Regions from separate parts of the Homo sapiens genome. Here regions 1 and 3 are each linked to region 2. The links are chromatin contacts, found by Hi-C or POLR2A ChIA-PET in ENCODE. All regions are on one chromosome and are shown on one strand. Each heading gives the region's core, a stretch centred on a gene start or an enhancer-like site at or near the end of the contact. The rest is flanking DNA. Distances are from core to core; before and after follow the strand shown. Region 1 overlaps HPCAL1 (hippocalcin like 1). Region 2 has its middle 18 kb from the start of HPCAL1. Region 3 has its middle 27 kb from the start of MIR4261.

Region 1 (4,195 bases), core at 1,488-3,987, 120 kb after region 2:
ACAGAGCCATGCAGCCTGCGCAAAACCCCAGGGAGGACGCGCGTCTCACAAACACCTCTTCAGTCTAACATTTACAATGGTATTTCTTACAAATGGTTTCCACCCGAGATATATTACAATGTGGCCAAACCCCATTCATTTGGGACACATAAATTCAAAATTTGGAAATAGTTCCTTTGGGGCTCATGAACTGATCAAGTTTAGTCATTTCTCAAGCAGGGACCTGGCAGAAATGTTGCTTTTTACCATCTACTAAGACAAGAGCTAGGCAGCTGGTTCTGCTGAACAAGGTCCCGGGGAGAGGGACACCAGTCCTGGCTCAGTGAGCAGCTCCTCAGGTGCTTTGGAAGCCTCCTCTGGGGATAGACTCAAAGAAGTTTTCTATTTATTTATTTATTTTTCTTTATTTTTAAATGTTTTTCTCAAGGATGTTTTTTAGAGCTAGCTCATACCTCAGGGGCCACACTGTCCAAACACATATTGGACCCTGATGAGGAAAGTGAGAGCCGTCAGGGTGTGTGACATAGCCACTGTCACCCAGGCCTCCAGCTCCATTCTGCAGTTGAAAATGATGCCCTCATAACAAAGAGTTCTTTTGTGTGTGTGTGTGTGTGTGTGTGTGTGTGTGTGTGTGTGTGTGTGTGTGACGGAGTCTTGCTCTGTCACCCAGGCTGGAGTGCAGTAGTGTGATCTTGTCTCGCTGCAACCTCCGCCTCCCAGGTTCAAATGAGTCTCCTGCCTCAGCCTCCTGAGTAGCTGGATTACAGGTGCCTGCCATCATGCCTGGCTAATTTTTGTATTTTTAGTAGTGATGGGGTTTTACCATGTTGGCCAGGCTGGTCTTGAACTCCTGACTTCAGGTGATCCGCCCACCTCACCCTCCCAAAGTGCTGGGATTACAGGTGTGAGCCACCGAGTCCGGCCAACAAAGAGTTCTTATCCGTTCATTACAAACGCCCACTCTTTCCAGTCCTTACCTGATCAAGAATTCAGAGGCAATTTTTCAGGTATTTTTTTGACTCGGACTTTACAAATTTGAACTACCATTCAAGTAATTGGTCTGAATTCCTAAGTTTCGATGGTATTTTTCTCTTCCTTCTTCTGGCTGCCTCTCCTCCCCATACCCTGCATTTGTTAATGTACCCATTTGTTCCATATTCTGTTTGTTCTTTATTGCTCTATACACTGCTCCATAATGTTCTCTATCATTTGTCCATTCATTACCCATGAAGGTACATGCAGAGGTCACCAGCCCAGAGGTTTGTAGCAGGGACAAGTTACTTGCTGGTGGTGGTCTCCCCAAAAGTTTGGGCCTGCGAGTCATTGACACCTACACACTTTGAAAACACCCCAGGATGAAGTCTGGGACTGGAAGGAGCTCCCACCTTAGCCAGACTCTGGCCTCCTCCCCAGCTGTGTCCCCGCCAGCCCTTCTCCAGCCATGCCCTTTTGCCTCCCAGCACACTGAGGATTCCTCCTGGAATGCCCCTCACCCCGTCTTTGCTGGGTGAGTGTTTCCCCAGCCCCGCTGAGCTCAGGTATCAGCCCCAGCGCTCTGGGTAAGTCTGGGACCATCTCCTACATTGTCTGCAAAATCCTGCAGAAAGCCTGGCCTGTGCTGGTCAGCAGGATGCTGCGTTTCCTTTTAAACAGACCCAAAGCAGTCAGCAGCCACAGACTCCCCAGAGACGGAGATGAGAGGAGGGACCTCATGCCCTGAGGCAGCCCCAGCCTCACTCCCATGCCCTGCAGGCGCTGAGCAGCCCCCAGATCCCGGGCTCCTTTGCTGCCCCAGGGTCGGGCAGTTCTTGCATCTTGGACCGAGTGGGCTCTGCCCTGCTGTGGCATGACTGGGCTTCTTCTGTCCTTTTTCTTTATTTTCTCTTTGAAGAACAGGAGTTGGAATTTCACTCACCCTGCCCCAGCTGGATGTGTCTAGGCCACCGTGGTCCCAGGCTCTCTGCCCAGCTGGGCCTCAGGACCAGGTTTTAATGCCGCTGCTTGGGTGTGCCGAGCGAGAAGGGCTCGCCAGGCAGTGCAGAGATTCCACCGAGCCCAGGCCGCAGCCCCCACCTCCCGCCGGGCTGTGCTCAGTGTCAGGAATCGGCTCCCAAGATGGCCGCCTTTCTTGTAAAGCTGTGCCAATACCCCAGGCATCTGACTGGTGCTTTCCAGCTGGCACTCCTTTTACAGATTCCATTTCCCTTTATCCTCACAACTGCTCAGTAGAACCTGCAGGCAGGGACCCTTATTCCCATTTTACAGTCAAGGAAAATAAGGCCCAGAGAAGTTGAGACAGCCAGGACCATATGGCTGGAGACGGGGCAGGCTGGGCAGAGCCCCCAGCAGGGCCCCTGGGTCTGCGGGCTGCTCCCAGCAGCACCCCTCATATACACACCCTCATCCTGACTGCAGGCCCCTGAAGCTGGCATTCTGGTTCAATTTTACAGAGGAGCAAACAGGCTGGGTCTGGAGCGTTGACACTGGCAACTCTAGCCCAGCCTTGCCTGACTCCAGGGCATGGCTCCAAGACCCTGGAAGAGCTGCCTGTCCCTCCATGGCCCCTCCAGGGCGTGCTGGGTGCTGGCAGGGCAGGCTGAGGCACTCGACAGCAGAGTTGGCCCCGTAGTCTCAGTTTTGCTCCCGCTAGGGTGAAACACGGTTCCCTGGGGAAGGGCTGTTGCTCACCTCTTGGCCTGGAACATCAGGGTGGAATTTGCAGACGGAATTCTGCCATCTGACGCGTAGATCTTCCCCCCAGGCATGGGTCAGTGCTTGAGTCATTCTGCAGCTGGCACAAAGAGCCAGGAAGAATGCGCTCCAAGATGCCTGGGAGCTGGCATGCCAAATCACCAGGCGTCATCAGCACAGCCAAGCCAGGGTGGGGGCCTCGGGCAGGAGCAGCGCCCTGCCAGCTCTGGCTGACTGCACGAGGGGCCACATCTAGAGGGACTGATGAAGGGGCGTCTAAAGCCTCAGTATCTCCAGCCTGCTGTGCCCTCTTACATTTTCTCCCAAAGAGCAGTCAGCTTGCAGTATGCGCCAAGTCCCCGCAAATGGGACGTTGGGTGATTCACATGGTTGTTTCAGCTTTTGAGTTTTTGTTGTGTGATTGAATAGTAATAGAATTATTCTTGGTGTTCTATGGAGCATTACCGGGTAGTGGGGAGGTGGGCACACTGAGCCTCTACTGTTTCTCCCCTTCACCCCTCCTTGCTGTCATCAACATGCGTTCTCCTACAGTCATGCTCCGCGCTAATTCCTTTAGTCATTCCTTCCAGCATTACTGAAACTGGAAGAGTCTTTTGTGGCATGTGGGGATTCCTCGTCGTGCAGGGCTTGAGTGCCACAGGACCCAGTGCTCGCTGTCCCCATGCCCTGGCACACACTGTTCCCTTTGTCCCAGCTGGAGAACTCCTGGAACCTTTAAGCCCTGGCTCAGCCCTCAGCTCTGTCCCATCCCAGCTGACCTCTGTGCTCTGCGCCCGAGCTCCTGAGCCCACGTAAGTCTCTTCATGCCCATCACTGCTGTTTCATGGGCGTGTGTGGGGGGTCACTTCAAGGAGCCCCAGGAAGGGTCTGTGTCTTGTCCATCCACGTGTGACTACACCCAGCATGGAACAGGACTCGGGAACCACTGAGGTGTGGGTGAAGGAACCAGTCCAGAGACTCCACTCTCACTTCAGCCTGATGTTTCTGGGGTCTGTCACTGAAAACCCCAACTTCGCCTTCAAAGCGAGATCCTGGGTGGGGGCAGAGGAAGTCCCAGGCTCTGTGGCCAGGACTCCACACCCAGATTTCCACCGGGCTCGCTCTAGCCTGGCCCTGGCACGGGTGCTGCGTGGCTCTGCTCCCCGCCTGGCATCCGGCACCCTTCACCTCTGTAGAAACACGGAACTGTCACAGGGACAGACGTACATGGGTCGGGGGTTGCTTTCAGAAAGTCTATGGTCTCATTTTGGTCCTGCCTTTGAGCTTCCTTTTCCTGCTGGGTTAGGGTTCCGGACGGAAGGGGAGCATTCTCTTGGGCGTTTCCCTTTTCCTGTCTCCCTGTTCTCTCCCCAGAGGCTCATGTATGTCCGTTTCACTCACCTCCCTTTCTCTGCTTGGGAGGCAGCTCAAAGAGCTCCTCTCCAAAGACTCAAGCTGGAGTGATGTTCGCTCTATGATGACGCCGCACTGGTCCAGGGAATGA
Region 2 (4,090 bases), core at 1,316-3,815:
ATTGTGTTCACAGCGTAAGGGTTCCCAGCATGGGGATGGATGAACGCCGGGCTCAGCTGCCTTCCACAAGACAAAGCAGCCACAGGCAGGGGCCGGCCCTCTGTGACAGTGAGGGATCTGTGTAGAAAGGCCTGGCCACGGCCTCCTTTCTCTCCTCAGGCTCTCAACGAGCACGCCTGGCTGAGGAGCTTCTTAGAGGCCTGGGAATGGGTCTGGAGGAGGAGCCAGCACTAAAGACACAAGGAAAGACAGTTTCACAGTCACCGCTTTGCAGCAAATAGAGCCACAGGCTGCCCCAAGGGCCACCACATAGTCTTTTCCCCCGAACCCCGCCCCACCCCAACCCTGACTCACCCTGACTCACTTCCAGTGGGGCCACCACTGCTGGCCCAGCAGCCCTTCTTTGGCCTGCTGGTGTCTTGGGCATTGCGTGTGTGTGGGGGGGTGTCCACCTTCTCTCTCCTTTCACCTGCATCAGACCACTACTCGCCTTCTGTATCCTTCCACCCAGGGCCCTCTTCACTTTGCATTCTTTTTCTTTCACATTAGACCCTGAGGGTCAGGTTCCCTTTCTGCAAAGGCCAGGATAGCTTGATTTCTAGAACTTCCTAGGTGTAAGGGGAGATAGTTGCTTGCTGTCCCGGGAAGTGTGCTCAACCCTGGAGTGGGTTGGATCCTTCTTATGCAGCAAAAAAAGTGAAGAGAGTGGCCAGGCTCAGTGGTTCATGACTGGAATCCCAGCCCTTTGGGAGGCCAAGGCAGGAGGATCGCTTGAGCCCAGGAGTTTGAGACCAGCCTGGCCAATATAGTGAGTTTCCATCTCAACAAAAAATCAAAAAATCAGCTGGGTGCAGTGGCACACACCTATAGGGCCAGCTATTCAGGAGACTGAGGTGGGAGGATCCCTTGAGCCCAGGAAGTTGAGGCTGCACTCCAGCCTGGGCTACTAAGTGAGACCCTGTCTCAAAAAAAAAAAAAAAAAGCTTGAAAGAGAAAAAAATTGCAGTTTCCTTATGAAACCAGGCTGCGCGTTGCTTTCCCATCTCACATCACTGAGAGGTTTGTCGTCTGGGCTCTAACAACAGGCCGGGATCCAGAGATGAACAGGGCCACGTGCCTGCTCTCAGCTCTGCTTGGTGGCATCTGAGTGAAGACAAGGGTGGTTTAGCAGAGGGACGTGCTGGCCGCAGGCTGCTTGGGGTCCCTGGTGACTCCCAGTGGCCTCGGTGTGTTGGGGCAGGGTGGGATTGTGCTTCTCTGGCCCAGCCCCATGACCTAGGCTTTAAGGCAAACAGTGGGGCTGCTTCAACACTGTGGGTGGGGGGAACTTGGAGCTATAAGATGCCATCCGAGCCTCCGTTCAGAAAGACCCTGGACTCCCACCCCTCTGGAACTGAGACCTGAGGAAGGGCACCCAATCCAGACCCTCCCTTTCCTGGTGCTCCAGCCCCTCTGCCATCCTGGTGCGGGGAGCTGAGGTCTGTGCATGGGTTTGCTTTGTCAGAGCCTGAGGCAGATGCCAGGGTGAGCACAAAGCCACACTGTGTTCCCTGGGAGGCGCTATGGACCCACACAGCCGGCTGAGCCCCATCTCGGCTCTGAGGGGCTCTGCGCCAGTGGATGCCTCCGTAGGGCCTGAGGTCAGAACTCCCTGCCCACCTGCTGCCTGCATACCTGGCAGACACCCCCTACTCCAGCAGCCTGGGACCCAGATTGTCCAGGACAACTCCAAGTATAAAAACCCCTCCCATGGTCAGACTCAGGCTGGGGGTCCTGATTTGGGGTTTGGAAAATAAAGCTATGGAACACATGCCAGCATGTGCCCCAAGACATCTGCAGGGAACAGGTTGCCTGTCACCTTCATCACTGTCCTGACCCAACTGCACAAACCTTCCTAAGCTTCCATCCTCCTGATCAAAGCACCTCCACACTGAAACTGCTTCATTCATGCCGGTGTTGAGGGGTGTGAATGAGTTCCCCAGAACACCAAGCGAATGAAGCCCATGGCATTAAACTCATCCTGTGAAGCTGGAAACACATTCAGAGGAGTAAGTGATTTGCCTGAGGTCACCCTGCAGAGCAGGGGTTTATAATGGAGGAGGGGTGCAAAGTGCTCCGAGAGCAAGGCCCCTCCTGCAGATATGGAGAAAGGCTTCCTATGGGAGGTTTGACCGGGGGAAGAGTCACTCTCCAGGGCTAGAACAGGAAGGGCTGCCTAGCAGGGTGACGGCAGGTGCAACTCTGCAGAGGCATGAGGCAGTGGTGCCTGCAGAAAAGGAACCAGGCACACAGGGGAGGAGTTGGCTTCGTTGAATTCTGGAATCAGCTTCAGGAGGAATGCTAAGTCCTAAGCCCTTCTTCTCAGAGATGAGGAAACCCAGCTTCAGAGAGTTCTGGAGCCTGGCGAAGGCTCTGCAGCTGGTGTACTGGGAGCCCAAGCCTGCAGGTCCAGACCACGGCCCAGCGATGGCCTCTCAGAAGCACAACCCCAGGCCCCGAGAAGTCACATGATCTGGCTGGCAGAAGTGGCAGCCCCTCTGGGCAGGAAGCCCGTCTCCAGTGCTGAGTCATGCTGTCTCTGGCCAGTGGCACGGGGTGGCCCAGCTGTGGTGACTGCTAGGACTTCTGCTCCCCAGGCCTTCCAGCCTCCCTGGGTCCGCCCAGCTGCATGCCAGCCAGCGCACTGCCCTCCCCAGGACGTGGGGTGTCGGGAGGCCACCAGCCTCCAACCCTCCCTGCCTCTCACACTGCATGTGCAGGCCGGTGGCCCGCCCACTCGAGGGCTGTGAGGGAGGAGTGTCCGAACTGGAAGTGCAGGGCTGCAGGCTGTGTGCAGGGAGCTGGTGCTGGCTGAGGAGGGGTACTGGGAGGGGGCACATTTGCATTTTGAAGGAAGAAATGTGTTTGAGAAGTGGAGACAGGCAGGAGGGGCCTTCCAGCAGGAGGGAGCGCTTGGGCTCGGGCAGGCAGCCTCTCCTGTGGGCAGCAGAGGGAAGCTGAGGAGGGCGGCCCAGGGGCAGCAGCGGGAGGGGAGGCCCAAGGCTTTTCCCACTCCCATGAAGTCAGGAGGTGGAGGTCCTGGAAGCAAACCCTGTAGAGGGGTCCCACTTCCTGCATTCTTCCCTAGCTATAAGGCTCTGGGAGGGCCTCCCTTCCAGGGAGCAGCCTGGTTAGGAAGAGGAGAGCCTGGGAGCTGAATAGAGAGGCAGAGGCAGGACCCTGGCCCGGGCAGGAAGGGCTGGGCAGCACCGGGCTCCACGGGTGGGGCCGGCCACCGTTAGGGTGTCACTGGCCTCTGCCCTTAGTGGGGCAGTCAAGCCCACGGCCACTTTCGGGCAGCACGGCCTCTGTTAGACCATGCTGAGATGGCAGGGGAGGGAAAGGATGGGCCTTCGTGGGTGGGGACTCCACCAAAGCATCGCTGGGAGGCCATGGTTCTAAACCAATTACTCCTGACTCCTGGGCACACAGCCCTGGCCCCTCTGAGCTGATGCCTCCTCTGGGACCTCATAGAGGGTAACCAGGGCCTCCTGGGAAGGTGACAGAAGCGGCAGCAGTCCTGGAACCCCAACCAGCAAATAGCCCCCCCGCCCCCGACGGGAGCCCTGCAGCCTGCGGCCGTGTGCAGCCAGAGCTGGCCAGGTGCCCGAGCGCCTGCAAAGCACTCTCAGCTTTGTTTGCTTGCTGGTGCCCTGTCCACCCCTCCCGAAGGCAGTGATGGGGACAGCTTCTGCCCACGGTGGCTTCAGGGCAATGGGAAGTGAAGGAGGGGGTGCCGCAGTGTGGGTGGCACCAGCAGTGGGCTGGGTGGAGTCAGGAGGTGGATTCTCGGGTTCTCATCCGGAGCTGCCCCTGGCTCACAGCCTGGCCCGGGATCCATCTCGCCTCCCTCCGCCGGTACCTGCCACGGATGGGAATTTCAGGCCCCAGTCCCCTGGAGCCTCCTGTGACCCTCTAGGTCATGGCATCCAAGAGGTTGAAAGTAGCAGTCCAAGCTGGGGACTCTGCTGGCAGCCTGTCTGAGCTCCACGAAAGTGGGCACAGATGGGACCATTTTCTCCCCACGTGAGGACACCGTGCTGCCCAGATC
Region 3 (4,378 bases), core at 1,493-3,992, 65 kb before region 2:
GGCCTCAGGCTGGGGCAGGGCCCTCCTGTCTGCTGCTCTCTGCTTTTCAGACACTGAGTGAGCCTTTACTGTCATCACCCATCTGGGGCAGCCTCCCTGTTAGACCAGGATTTTATTCACTTTCACATGCCCGGCACTCAGAGCACCAAGCTAGTAGGCCCACTGGCTTTCCAGGTCTGAAGCCTGCCATCCGGTCAGCACAGCCTCCCCACTGCTGCCAGTGCCCGGCCTGTGTGCAGGGCTGCTCGCCACTCCAGGCCACCTCTGGCCGGAGCAAGGACACAGGTCCTGGTGGTACAGGAGGAGGCTGTCCTGCTGGAAAAGGGGGTGGCCCTTGCCATCTAACCTGCAGGCAACTGCACCTGCCACGCTGGCCCTTCTGCGGCAGCAGCCCAGGTTCTGGCTCCCTGTGCCCAGGTGGTCCTCCCGTGAGCACCTCTTCTAAGGACTCCAGACTTGCAACGGTTGCAGGACTGCCCTGCTGAGAAGCACAGGCAGTGCGCACAGCCTTGGACATCTGGGGCCAGTGCCCCAGCAGGGGGATGGAACTCCTCTGCTCCTGGGGGCCTGGTGTCTACTGTGCTGGATGGCCTCCCCAAGCGTCCCACCCCTCACTCCCCAGGTGCTCCTATTTGGGTTTGAGCTTTGCTAAGCACCACCCCTGCTCTGTGTTGGGTGCTGGGGCATCTCCCAGAATGCCCCACCATCTGTGACCCCATAGGAGGAAGAAGGGGCTCCGGGGCTCTCATTTGCTGAGGCCTTCAGAGGCATGAGCTCATGCCATCCTTGCAAACCTCCAGCAAAATGAGTGTCGTATTTCTGTTTACAGATGAGGAAACAGAGAAGTTAGGTGCCTTGTTCAATGCCCTAGAGGTAGTAAGTGGCAGAGCTGGGATTCAAACCTAGAAACACCTGTCTCCTTGTAGCATGCACCATGTCAGACTCTGGAGAAGCCTTTTGTGGATTGTCTCTGCCATGAGACCTCACAGACCCTAGGAGAGAGATGCTGTTTGCTACGGTCTGAATGTTTGTCCCTCCAAAACTCATGTTGAAATTTAATTGCCCTTGTAGCAGTATGAAGATGTGGGGGCCTTTAAGCGGTGATTAGGCCATGAGGGCTCTGCCTGCAGGGATGGGATTAATACTGCTATAAAAGGCCAAGTTCAGTTTCCTTCTGTCTCTCTTTGCCCTTCTGCCTTCTGCTGTGTGCTGATGCAGCAAGAAGGCCCTGGCCAGAGGTTGGGGTTTGGGGTTAGGAAGGCCTTGGACTTCCCAAGCCCCAGACTGTGAGAAAATAAATTTCTGTTCATTAAAGAGTACCCAGTCTCAGGTATTCTGTCATAGCAACACACTATTCCTGCACATTACAGACAAGACACTATTGCTGTCTGTTTTACGGGTGAAGAAATTGAAGCCCAGAGAGGCCAAGCAACTCACACAGCTGGGAAGTGGCAGGGACAAAATCAGATCCCAGTCTGTCTGTCTGGAGCTGTGATCACACTGCCTGCTGCCTCCCACCAGCTGAGCACACAAGAGGCCCCATCAATCCTTAGGGTTGCCATCCTTCAGGGGGCCTTGCCTCTGTCTACAGGACAGGCTTGGCGCCACGTGACGAGCTGCAGTTCCCTTTAGAGGTGAACCCTGTCCTCCCCGGAAGGAGGCAGCCTTTTCTCTTTGAATCTTTTTTTTTTTTTTTGAGATAGAGTCTCGCTCTGTCGCCCAGGCTGGAGTGCAGTGGCGCGATCTCAGCTCACTGCAAGCTCCGCCTCCCAGGTTCACACCATTCTCCTGCCTCAACCTCCAGAGTAGCTGGAATTACAGGCGCCCGCCACCACGCCCGGCTAATTTTTTTGTATTTTTAGTAGAGACGGGATTTCACCGTGTTAGCCAGGATGGTCTCGATCTCCTGACCTCGTGATCCGCCCACCTCGGCCTCCCAAAGTGCTGGGATTACATGCGTGAGCCACCGCGCCTGGCCTTCTCTTTGAATCTTGATCACGGCCTCCTACCTCCCCTCGGCTGAGGCTAACTGTAGCAGGGCGTGGGGTTCAACAGAGAAGAGCAATTAAGGCCTCTGAGCCATTTGTGCTGATTTTCCTATTAAGCTGTTGTTACCATCCAGGCTGAGGCGGCCAGACTTGGGATAATGACTGGTTTTGCAGATCAGCAGGGTGTAAAGGAGATTCTGCTGTTGGTAAACAGTTTGGCAATTTGAAGAGCAAATTGTGGCCTGCACGAGGAGCGGGGCGGATGCCAGGCTACCCCCGTGGAAACACTGGGGAAGGAAGCAGCGTCTGCAGCGGGGGCGAGAGACTGGAGGGAGAGAGGTGATGGCAGGAGGCAGGCGGAGTCGGCATGGACTGGGTGCCATCTCCACAAACTTCCAACCCTGTGGCCGCCAACGTGCTGGGGCTGAGGGGTCTTGTTCTGGCATTGTGGTCCGATGGGAGACAGACACGTGGGTGGGTTCTTAAATACAACACACGACCACAGTGCGACACCACTTCACACCCACCAGGATGGCTCCTACCCCAAATCGGAAAATAACAAGTGTTCGTGGGGATGTGGCGAGGCCGGAACCCTTGCGCACCATTGGTAGGAGTGTAAAATGGAGCAGCTGCTGTGGAAAACAGTCTGGAGGGTCGTCAAAAGATTCATGGCAGGATTATCAGAGCATCACAGAATTCTCATATGATCCAGCAATTTCTCTTCCGGGTATACGTAAAAAAACTGAAGACGGGGACTCAAGCACATTTTTGCACAGCTGTGTGTACAGTAGCATTATTCACAATAGTCAAAGGTGGAAACAACTCAATTGTCCATCAGTGATGAATGGATAAAAAATGTGATGTGGTCTCTCCATACAGTGGAATATTATTCAGCCTTATTAGAAGGGGAGGGAATTCTGACGTCTGCCAGTACATGGATGATCCTTGAAGACATGAACCTTGAAGACATTAAGTGAAATACAGCAGTCACAAACAGACAAGTGCTGTGTGATTCCACTCCTGTGAAGTGCCTACAGTCGTCACATCCATAGAGACAAAGGCAGAATGCTGGGTGCCGGGGCTGGGGGGGTGGGGAGCTGTTGTTTAGTGGGTAGAGTTTCGGTTTGGGAAGATGAATCAGTTCTGTGGACAGATGGTGGTGATGGTTGCACAACAATGTGAGTGGACTTCATGCCACTGACCTGTACACTGAAAAATGATTAAAATGGTAAACTTTATGTATATCCTGGCAATGACAAAACAGTGCCCAGACGGGAATTCCGGAGCCCCAAATCTGCACAATGAAGCTGCAGCCAATTCCTCTGGGGGTGGGGGGGTGGCGGTGACAGGTTCTAGTAAAAAATACTTGCTTTGAGGACTGGTTAACTCATTCATAAACCAGCAAGCGCTGGCTGCACCTGCTCTCTGTGGCACCCTGGGAGATGGCCAGCTGTGGGCGCCCGAGGGTGGGTTTCAGCACCACTGCAGGGGAGGAAGAAGGGTTGGGGGGATGGGGGTGCGAGGTCTCCCCAGGCCTCAGAGGCCAGCGGGCCCTGCTGCCATCAAGGGCGAGCAGGGGCTCCCTGCGGGGGGGTTTGTGCCTTTCCCGTTAGGCCCTTATCAATAGCGCAAGTAATTTCAGGTTTGGCTGGGAAAAATTCACTCAATCAGCTGGCGTCTATCATTTCCCCATAATGACTGTGTTTTTCTCTGGCTGCGAGATGCCCTGAAGCACTTATTTTCTTGAACTCAGAGCAGCTGCAGGGTCCGACTGTGGGAGCTGCCTTGGCAGGGGTCACACTTCCTGCCTTTTTCTTTCTCCTGCAGGAATTTAGCTGTCAGCGCCAGGCGAATCGGGTCCCTGTGGCGGGTTCCTTCTCCCCAGCCCCCTGCTCAGCTGTCAGGATGGAGGCTAGATGTCACCTCTGCCGTGGGCCCCCCAGAGGGGAGGTGGTTAATCAGGGTGATGATGATGAAGATGGCAATGACCCCTTTGGGGTGCACAGCCCTTTACTACTGACACCTCCTATTCCTGCTTGATATCTCATTTGAAGTGCACAGCCCTTTATAGTTGACATCCCCTATTCCTGGTTGATCTCATTTCATCTTCACAGCCATCCCAGGGGTTCAGGGGTTATCCTTATTTTCCAGGGAAGGCTCGGAGAGAGTCAAGAAATGCATCACCCAAATGGCCACCAGTACAGACGCTCTAACACCGGCATGACTGATTCCATCACAGAGCTCACCCCATGTAGTGGGAGTTAGGGATTTTGTGGCTTCTCATCAAGAAGCCTTTTGTCCTCCATAAAACAGGTGTGACATGCCTTCCCAGTTGGCCTCCCGGGCATGGTGAGAACAATCAAAGAGACATGGTGGATGGGGCGGGAGGG

What was found. A loop is a pair of places that touch in the nucleus more often than their neighbours do. ChIA-PET counts read pairs that join two places held with the same protein, here RNA polymerase II (POLR2A). Pooled maps may share reads with other maps.
Region 1: a map of dorsolateral prefrontal cortex shows a loop between it and region 2 (7-fold over the local background). The contact joins two enhancer-like sites. A Hi-C loop is called at or near these places in 45 of 168 maps with a recorded cell type or tissue (CD14-positive monocyte, CD4-positive, alpha-beta T cell, CD4-positive, alpha-beta memory T cell and 34 more), 34 of 37 single-sample maps with no recorded cell type and 31 of 50 pooled maps. POLR2A ChIA-PET finds 5 or more read pairs at or near these places in 23 of 52 experiments (A549, AG04449, B cell and 18 more).
Region 3: POLR2A ChIA-PET joins it to region 2 with 13 read pairs in Panc1. The contact joins two enhancer-like sites. POLR2A ChIA-PET finds 5 or more read pairs at or near these places in 3 of 52 experiments (K562, Panc1 and WTC11).

The regions. Positions count from the first base shown.
Region 1 is chr2:10,402,859-10,407,053 of GRCh38, forward strand. All of the region lies in intron 2 of HPCAL1 (hippocalcin like 1), which reads left to right. Among named protein-coding and RNA genes, the nearest start is that of SNORA80B, 42 kb to the right of the region's middle. Within about 2 kb of position 2,738, at least 22 of the 41 ENCODE cell types and tissues checked have a DNase peak (open chromatin) inside an H3K27ac peak, as active enhancers do; they include HCT116, PC-3, PC-9 and 7 more, where a contact is called at or near this core.
Region 2 is chr2:10,283,131-10,287,220 of GRCh38, forward strand. No RefSeq gene overlaps it. Among named protein-coding and RNA genes, the nearest start is that of HPCAL1, 18 kb to the right of the region's middle. RefSeq lists enhancers at 1-878, 937-1,537, 2,677-3,176. Within about 2 kb of position 2,566, at least 23 of the 41 ENCODE cell types and tissues checked have a DNase peak (open chromatin) inside an H3K27ac peak, as active enhancers do; they include HCT116, PC-3, PC-9 and 7 more, where a contact is called at or near this core.
Region 3 is chr2:10,217,874-10,222,251 of GRCh38, forward strand. No RefSeq gene overlaps it. Among named protein-coding and RNA genes, the nearest start is that of MIR4261, 27 kb to the left of the region's middle. Within about 2 kb of position 2,743, at least 2 of the 41 ENCODE cell types and tissues checked have a DNase peak (open chromatin) inside an H3K27ac peak, as active enhancers do.